Regions from separate parts of the Homo sapiens genome. Here region 1 is linked to region 2. Evidence: read pairs that join two places in POLR2A ChIA-PET (ENCODE). Cell type or tissue: Panc1. All regions are shown on one strand. Links, peaks and the distances in the headings refer to the core of each region. The heading gives the core; the rest is flanking DNA.

The links. Peaks named below come from ENCODE experiments on the same cell type or tissue, not always from the same donor. Only the 100,000 strongest peaks of a DNase experiment are listed, where the experiment ranks them.
Region 1: POLR2A ChIA-PET joins it to region 2 with 5 read pairs; 2 of 35 experiments call an interaction of 5 or more read pairs at or near these places.

What each region holds. Positions count from the first base shown.
Region 1 is chr2:56,082,851-56,087,254 of GRCh38, forward strand. All of the region lies in intron 1 of LINC01813 (long intergenic non-protein coding RNA 1813), which reads right to left. All of the region lies in intron 4 of LOC105374690 (a long non-coding RNA gene), which reads left to right. Among named protein-coding and RNA genes, the nearest start is that of LINC01813, 5.3 kb to the right of the region's middle. In Panc1, for the core only: no CTCF peak of the experiment used is centred there; a DNase peak (open chromatin) is centred at 1,771.
Region 2 is chr2:55,872,345-55,876,748 of GRCh38, forward strand. EFEMP1 (EGF containing fibulin extracellular matrix protein 1) reads right to left here. Exons shown (of 12, transcript NM_001039348.3): 8 at 4,279-4,398; 9 at 2,602-2,721. It overlaps LOC112268416 (a long non-coding RNA gene), which reads left to right. Exons shown (of 4, transcript XR_002959388.2): 3 at 1,539-1,624. Among named protein-coding and RNA genes, the nearest start is that of EFEMP1, 49 kb to the right of the region's middle. In Panc1, for the core only: no CTCF peak of the experiment used is centred there; no DNase peak of the experiment used is centred there.

The DNA of each region.
Region 1 (4,404 bases), core at 115-4,114, 210 kb after region 2:
GAAAGCACATGCTGTGCAGCACTTTGCCCAGGGTTTAGCTTTCCCACAGACCTGACATTTGTATGTTGTTTTGCTTTCCTTGATCTTCTCCCCTTCTTCCCTAGCGTCTACTGTTAGCTGAATGTAGCTAATACTGCAGATTGTAAATGGGCTAAAGTGGAAGAAAGAGTGTCTGACACAATGGTTCTGAGCCCTGCAAGCACGTTAGGATCATCTCAGGAGCTTTAGAGATACACTGATGGCCCGGCTCTGAGGCCTCATTCCCAGAGGAACTGCATCAAGAGACATAGGGTGGGACCCATGAATTTACTTTTAATACTTTTAACTAATCCTGATTAATTCTGAAGCAGATGATCTGGGCACCACACTTGGAGAAACTAGCTAGTATCAATATGATAGTAGCCATCTGGTGACTTCTTTGTTACATGGATGACAGGGGCCATCAGAGAGAGGTGTTTCTCAATCCTTGGAAACTTATTTATTCACAGTTTCTCAAACACCTCATGTTTGAGGCACTGCACTGGGGGCTGCAAGGGATATGATAGGTGAATCAAACATGAACGTGATACTGACTAAGAATAGGGCTGAATGTAAAACTATAATTCATACCGTATATAAAGGTTTACTTCTGAAGTTGGTGTATGTGGTAAAAATCATAACTAGTCAAAATTACCTTTGGAAAATGGCAGAGGAGGGTAGTATTTTGGAGAGCAATATGCTGCCTTCCAAACACCCAGCACTGGCTGTTTTCCTCTAACTTTGGGACTGAATCCTGACTCTGTTTGAGTCTCAAATGTGGCTGGCTTACATTTAGGGGTAATGCCTGAAGAAGGTATGTCTTTAAATACTGGAATCATATTTGGTTCCCAGGACATGGCAGATTCATGGCTCCCAACTCAAGTTCACTGAGGCATGCGATCTGTGAGTGGGACAGAGTTGAGGGTGGTTTGGGGGTAGGTCAGGGGGAGTCACCTGCACTATTTAAATAGGGTTCCCTTCTTGCTCATGCTGTCACTCTCTTCGTTGTTTATCTAAGTTTTCTCAAGGTAAATGGATTTCTAATAATACAAGACTCTCTTCTAATAATACAAGATGATAAGATTTGAAGACAGACACAGGCAGCCCCAATTGTTTAAAATAATTCTAAAAATTATCAAGGAGAGAACATTTACCAGATTTTAATAATTTATATTTTTTGAAGAATAACGTAAAATCTACGATTAAGATTGTTCTGGGAGACTGAAGAAGCAAAAAGATATGGCAAAAGATTTATAAAATATAAATAAAAAGTAAGACATTAATCTACAGATGAAAGATTAATGCATTTCTCTTTGAGGGCTCTGAAATGAAAACCAAAAATAGAACAGTCATGTTTCACCACAGCGTTATGAACACACTGCAGAGTCACATCCTTGAGACCATCCAGTCACATGCAGGCAGGGAATTTGCTGGGCAGAGCACGTTCAAGTCCCCATGACAACCAAGACATGGAAGCCACAGGCGGGGCCTCTAAACATGAAAAGTGTCATTGTTGTTTTGTATTCCTTGTACTTTCTGGAGCCCTTAAACACAGATACAAACAACATCCATCCAAACAGACCAGTCCTCCTAGGAACATTTGGCAAAGCTCAGTAGGTCTTTCTTGGATACTGACTTCATAGATGGTAACACTGATTCACCATGGCCTATGTGCTTGTGTGCTTCCACCTGAGACTAGGAGCTTTCAAAAAAACAAATAAACAAACAGAAACAAAGAAAAACAAAACAAAAACAGAGTCTTGACTTCAAGAGAAGGGAAGAGACTTATTTTCCTACTTTCCTTGTTGGCTTACTTTGGGGCTTCAATCACTTTATGTTAACTTTTGGTGACTCATACACTGGCCGCTCCTAACATTTCAGCAGCTGGGATGAGAGGACAAACAGAGGCCCACAAACCATATGTCTATACACATAAAGGTTCTAAATCAAGCTACCGATTTCAATAAAACATGTTCTGACTTTCCTCTTTGACAGATATACATTCCTAATGAAGAAATAAAAATAATGTGGGTGAAGCTATGGTTTTTATATAATAGAAAGTTGGAAAAACACTAAAGATGACTAAGTTTAATTATTATTTTTCATGCCTTGGTATTCTGTAGATAAGCCATTATTGTTTGCGTGAGTAATAAAAAACATGCATAGTTAGGCCGGGCACGGTGGCTCACGCCTGTAATCTCAGCACTTTGGGAGGTCGAGGTGGGTGGATCACCAGGTCAGGAGATCGAGACCATCCTGGCTAGCACGCTGAAACCCCGTCTCTACTAAAAATACAAAAAATTAGCTGGGCGTTGTGGCAGGCGTCTGTAGTCCCAGCTACGCGGGAGGCTGAGGCAGGAGAATAGCTTGAACCCGGGAGGTGGAGCTTGCAGTGAGCCGAGATCGCGCACTGCACTCCAGCCTGGGCGACAGAGCGAGAGTCCCTCCCAAAAAAAACAACAAAAACAAAAAACATGCATAGTTAATAAATTATTATGCATTATTCCATAAGATCTATTTTTTCTCTTTAGCAAAATCATTAATTTTGTTGTTATACTTAATATTTTTTATAATTTAATTGTTTATAGAAATGAGCTAAAGGATTAAAAATAAAATGTATCTGTATGCAAACTACACAATTTGATTATATTTTGTTAAAAAATAGAGTACATATAAATATGAAAAAATTATATACTATATGTCTTAAAAGTTATATTTCTCCTAAAATATCAAAGCATTATTAAAAATAATAGGCAAAATACAAATACAATAGGCATAATAAAATAATTGTTATGCTCATAAAATTTCTAGGTAAAACTGAAATTCGCCATTTATTTTGAAATTCTATTTTTATAAATATAAAAGTATTCACAGTTCTGACACTGAAAGTTCATCTGGTTGCCAATGTAAAAAACTTTTGTATTCTCCACGTATTTTATGTCTAGAGCTAAATAAAGATAAATTTAAGAGTAATATGAATTGTTTAACATTATGAAATATTCAACTTCCGAAACTGTTGTGAATATAGTACCAATTTGTGAGCACGTCTGGAATCACAGATTGGTACCTGCAGAGAAGCAATAACTCTTAGTTCTGTGAGAATCTATCACATTCATTCTATCCAGGAGGAAAAAGTTTGGTAAGGAAATTAATTTGTCTTTTCTCTTGCCTAAGTGCTTTTGCTACTCAACTTCTCCTCTGCTCTGTGGCAGTGTTTATCTTGACCTTTGCGGAGCTTCATAGCATTTGGACATGGTTTCTTTTTGTTTTGAGGACACAGGGCAAGATATCTGGAGATGCCTAAGCAGTGTTAGTCATGCACTGACAGTTTAGGGTTCTGGTCAGTTTAGGGTTCTGTGTGGCACCATGCTAGCACTGAGTGTCAGGTCCTGAGTGCTAGAGCGCTAGGGATACGTGTGTGTGTGTGTGTGTGTGCACGCGCGCGTGTGCGCATGTGTCCGTGTGTGTAGGCGGAGAGTATACTGGATCCTTTCAGGGACACAGATTCAGACCAGGATAAATTCAAAAATTCTATTCTGAAGCTCAGTCACTACCGAAGATCTGACCCAAGGGTAGTCTATCTCGAATGCAGGTTACAAATCTGAAACTGTCCTAAAAGGCCTCCTTATATCTCATTAGCTGAATTTCCATCACGTTTTCCCTTTCTTGCTCCTTGTACTAAGACAGCTTTTGTCCAGGGTTAATGCCCCGGAAAGAAAAAAGAACTAGAGCAACTGGTGGATCTTTCTGAATCCAGTTCAACGACCACTGCTCCCCCAAGTCCTTTCATAAGCCCCTGAAGAAATGGGACTTCAACAAGCTGAATCTGGATCACGGACTAGTAACCAGGCATGGGCAAAGGAGTAAGGAGCCTTGGATTTCATCATTTTTTCTGCCATTTATTAGCTGTATGACCTTGACTTACCTACTTGGGACTTCAGATTTCTTATCTGTGAAATTAGGGGATTTGTATAAGATTGTCAAGGTCACACACCTATTCTAAAATTATGTGGTTTTATTTTATAGAAAAACTGGGCAAAATATTTTCTAGGTTTTGCATATAATGATGAACTATGACAAGGATTTTGGGACTGTCTGGGGAGTACACAGCAGGTTGAACAGAGACTTCCAATGCTTATATAGTATACTGGCTCTGGCTAAGTGATATTTTGTTTATTGACTCATTAAGAACAAAGAAATTCTACTTGAAAATCATTTATTCACCACCTTCCACGTGCTAGGCTATTATTATGTGAGATGCTAAGGCTTCAGTGATGAGGAAGCCAGAGTAACTGCTCTCAGGAAGCTCAGGTAAGCATGCAAACTATTAATTTTAGTTGAATGTGGTAAGTAGTATTACTGACAGTTTTTCAAAGTGTGGGGGGA
Region 2 (4,404 bases), core at 256-4,255:
TGCTTTGCATTATTGCAATCTGCATGTCTAGCTTAACCCTTCTATTAGCTTGTAAACTCCTTGAGGGCAAGGGTTATTGTACCCATCTTTTAATCCTTTCATCACCTAGCATTAATGCAATAGAGCATCTGGCTTTTAAGAAATATTAAATTGAACTAAGTTGCTCTTCACACAAACTGTGTGGAGGTAGGTGAGAAAGATATTTCCACTTGATATGGATGAAAAACAAATAAGGGTTTAGTGGCTCATTCAAGTTCATATACTCTAAATAATTCATGCCTTGACTTTGGAGGAAAAAAAAGTATTTTAGCTTCCAAACTGGCTAAAGTTATCTGGAACTCAAGAACAGACTGGGAAAGCTAGGTAGTCTCCAAGAGACAGTTACAAAAAGTGTCTTCTTGGGCTGGCTATGGCTGAAGAAAGAAAACTTAGATTCTTCAAATGAAATCACAATTGACTTATCCTTTCAGTATTTTCCACTTTTTTGAAGAATAAAGATGCTGTTTAGGTACAGGGAAAACTAATACTTATTTGTTATATGGAGTCCAACAGAAGCAAAAGACAACCTTATAATTTCATTTATTACTTCCATTAATGTAGAGCCTAGCATAATCATCACCTTAATCATTCTGGAAGATTTTTCAGAAATTAATACTCTCAAAATATTTGATGAGTGTGTGTCTATGTGTATGTGTATTCTTTTGTCTCTCTGTCTCTCTCTCCACACACACACACACACACACACACACACACACACAGTTTTCATTTGTATAGGCCTGTGAAATGAGAACAGTTATTTCATCCACAAAATAAGTCTTTTAGAGAAAGTTAAGAATCCAAAACTTTCAATTTCATTTTATTCCTGTGGACAAGGCTCAGAAGGAACGATTTCCGTAGGAGAAAGCAATTGCTTTATACTTTAGAAGAATGCTAAGTCTTTTTCACAAAAAATGTTTTGGCTTAACCAAACATTCTGAAGCTGCATATCTTCAATATATAACATTTAGGAATCCCCCACTTACAATTTTGGTGCATTTTCCACCTTTAATTACAATAGATATAAATGTTTCCACATAGATAGGCTAGGCAGGTCGGATCCCACCGTGCATTAATCTGCTTCTGTCTTTTGCTGAGCATCAAATCAATTTTTGATCAGAAACACATAGATATTTGTTTGAAGGACTCCAGAGAAATTTGTTAAGACATTCCACTAGCTAACATTTTCTTGCATGTAATATGCATGTTGAAAGTCTCAATTAGGGTTCAGTAAGTAAAATCATTGGAATGCAATGTTTTCCCATAATTAACATTTATAAAGTCTCTAGTAACCTGGAAAGGGTTATAAAGATGTTCATTGTGCAATGAACTACATTCTGATTATGCTCATACTCAGTGGTTGGAGTCTAGTCGAAAAATTGTGTGCCTATTATAAAATCCCAGGTAATGGATTTCCTCTAAGTTAATATTTTCCTGTAAAATCATGATATAGACTGAGAATCCCCAGTGTCTCCTTTCCTTGATCTTTCTTTTCTTAACAGGATCTTTATTGTCCTTGTGTGCCTTCACTCCAACTCTGATTAAAAAGGACTCTCTACAGAAGACGTACTACTGGTCACTTACATTGGTAAGTAAATTTCATAAAAACACCTTGACCTGTACAAGCTTTATAGTTTACAAATTATTTTTATGTATGTTATTCCACTAAATTCCCACAACTCCCTTTTCCAAATGAGGAAGCTGAGGCTCAGAGTAGTTTGATAATTTGTTCAAGATTGTGCAGACTGAATACAGTGGAGCTGGGATTCAAACAGGTTTTCTGTCAAGTTTGGTCATTTTTTCATTCTTTTGTTGCTTTGTGTAAATTTAAGTGTTTGTACTAGCTTTTCCAGGATTTTCTACGTTTTTGGTTTTATCTGACAGTCCTTTCCCTGTTAAGAAAATTTTCAACTACATGCAACATTGGAGGTAGGGTCCTTTTTTTTTTTAGATCTTCCTGAGAAACTCTGAAATCATACCATTGTGGGGAGCTGCCTCTTCCACTTACGTATAGGTGTGAAGATCATCTGAATGTTTATTTTGAAACTGGACCCAAGGTCATTAGCTATTTTGGGGCTAGTAGTTTTCTCTAAAATATTCAACTATATTTTACAACATATTAGGCTGACTTTTCTCAGCACCTACATTCTTACGCAATTTATAATCCTTGTGTTTTAGAGGGCTAAGACTGGATGGAGGTATGTTTAACTCACATATTGAGCTTATGCTCTAAACTCAAACTCACAGGTGAAACATTTTAATAACTGAATCTTTTCCAGTGGATGATTTGAAGATGTATCTCAAAGAGATGATGTAGGTTACATAGAATACATATCAATATTTTATTAAAATTATTTATCTTTTAAGGACGAAAAATGTCGGCATTAGCATAGAATCACCTCTTTATGAGATGTATATATTTTATGATGAACAGGGGAAAAAAGAGCTTAAATTGTATATTGAAAGTGGGAAAAATGAAAGTCTATAGGAGAATCCTATAACTTCCTCTTGTCTCTTCCTGGCTAAAACTAAATACCTAACATATGAAAAAAAAAATAAACTTACCTTGACATGTTCTACTTCTCACCACTTGGTATCCCTGGGGGCACATACATGAGAATTTCCCAGGTTCATTGACACATTGATATTGACACAGGTAGCTTGAGGTTCTGCATTCATCAATGTCTGTTGAATTAGACAAGAGAAAGGACACAGAGTTGAAAAGTTTGTGCACCACTACTTTGGATATATATATATATATAAATTATATATATATATAAATTATAAGATTTAAAATATCTATATTAAAATAATTATATATAATTAAAATTATTTATATTTTAAGGAGGAAAAATTATATCTACCTATATATATATAAAGAGATCTGGCTTCTTGTCCTATTCCTGCTACTGTGTGACTTGGGCACATTTCTTAAGTTGCCTGGGTTTCATATATACACACACACACACACACACACACACACACATATATATTTTTTTTGTTCTGCTCAACAGTCCAGAGGAAGTAATACACTTTTGAGGTGAGCTAAAGAGAGTAAAAATATTGCAAATTCTGAAATAGAAATACAAAACTTTATAAGCAGCTAAAAGGCAAATTCTAACAATATCAGCTTATTTCCCTCTATGACTTCATAGCACAAAAAGTTTTTCTTATCATGACTTTTACTGAATCATTGCTGACAATTTGGCTAATCCTGGACCTAACTACACTACTGAATGAATTGGCTTGTGGTTGACGGCCTTCATTTTGGACTCTGCAGACCCATCCAGGATGTAGAGTTCATGTTTGTCTTCTCAGAAATTGGGTGACTTTGAAGCCAAGTTCATTTGAGCTTTGAATGCCAAGTCCCCTAACCTGTGCAAGCTTCCAGAATGACAGCTTGGCAGGATCTGACTTTCAGGGGAAGAATGCTTTGCATTTCTGAATAGTGATGTCCCTACAGTTTACTCAGAAGGGCAGAGGCAGCTGTCCTGAGGTAGCCTCTTTCAGTTTTGAGTGTAATGGCATGATGTGAGGCCTCTCTCGGTGGGGTTTGAGCTTTGTGTAAAGCTGAGTGAACCGTGAGGAGGTCAGGGACATCAAGTGTCTGTGGCATCCCCCTCAGGATGTCTAATGCCTTTTGAATTATATAACGAAATGTGCACATGCAATGGACCCTGAAGGTCATGAATCTAGTTAAATGGCCCTCCTCTTGTTCATGTGGAAAGTGAAACCCAGGCAACTCAAGAAATGTGCCCAAGTCACACAGTAGCAGGAATAGAACCAGAAACCAGATCTCCTGATTTTTATTTTAATGTTTTGACATGCACTTGGCTATTCTGAAACTTAAATGTGCACACCAGTCACCTGCAGTTTTTGTTGAATGTAGATTCAGACTCAGGAGGTCTGGGTTGCAGCCTGAGATTCTGCATTTCTCATAAGCTCCCAGGAGGTGCTGACATACCTGGTCACTGGATAACACACTGAGACGCAACATGCTAGAGCACCCTTTCTAATTATTAGAGCCAGCCTGCACCTAATATTTCAGTTATTTTTATTTCTTTTCCTTTTTCTTGGTAACACACTAAAAAGGCAATGTAACAACTGAACTACATTAACTGGATTTTAGAACAGAATTCCCATGGGTAAGCGTTTGTTTTCATAAATGGGTACATAATCAGATAAAACAACAGCAGTCACAGGAATTGGACTTTATTCCATACTATCTGGGAAGAGTTTTACCTTCACAGTTGAGCCTGTCACTGCTTAGCTCATATCCTTGATTGCACTGACAGATGAATGAACCAAGAATGTTGTAGCACTGCTGAGCACATTGATTGCTGGCATCACATTCATTTATATCTGAAA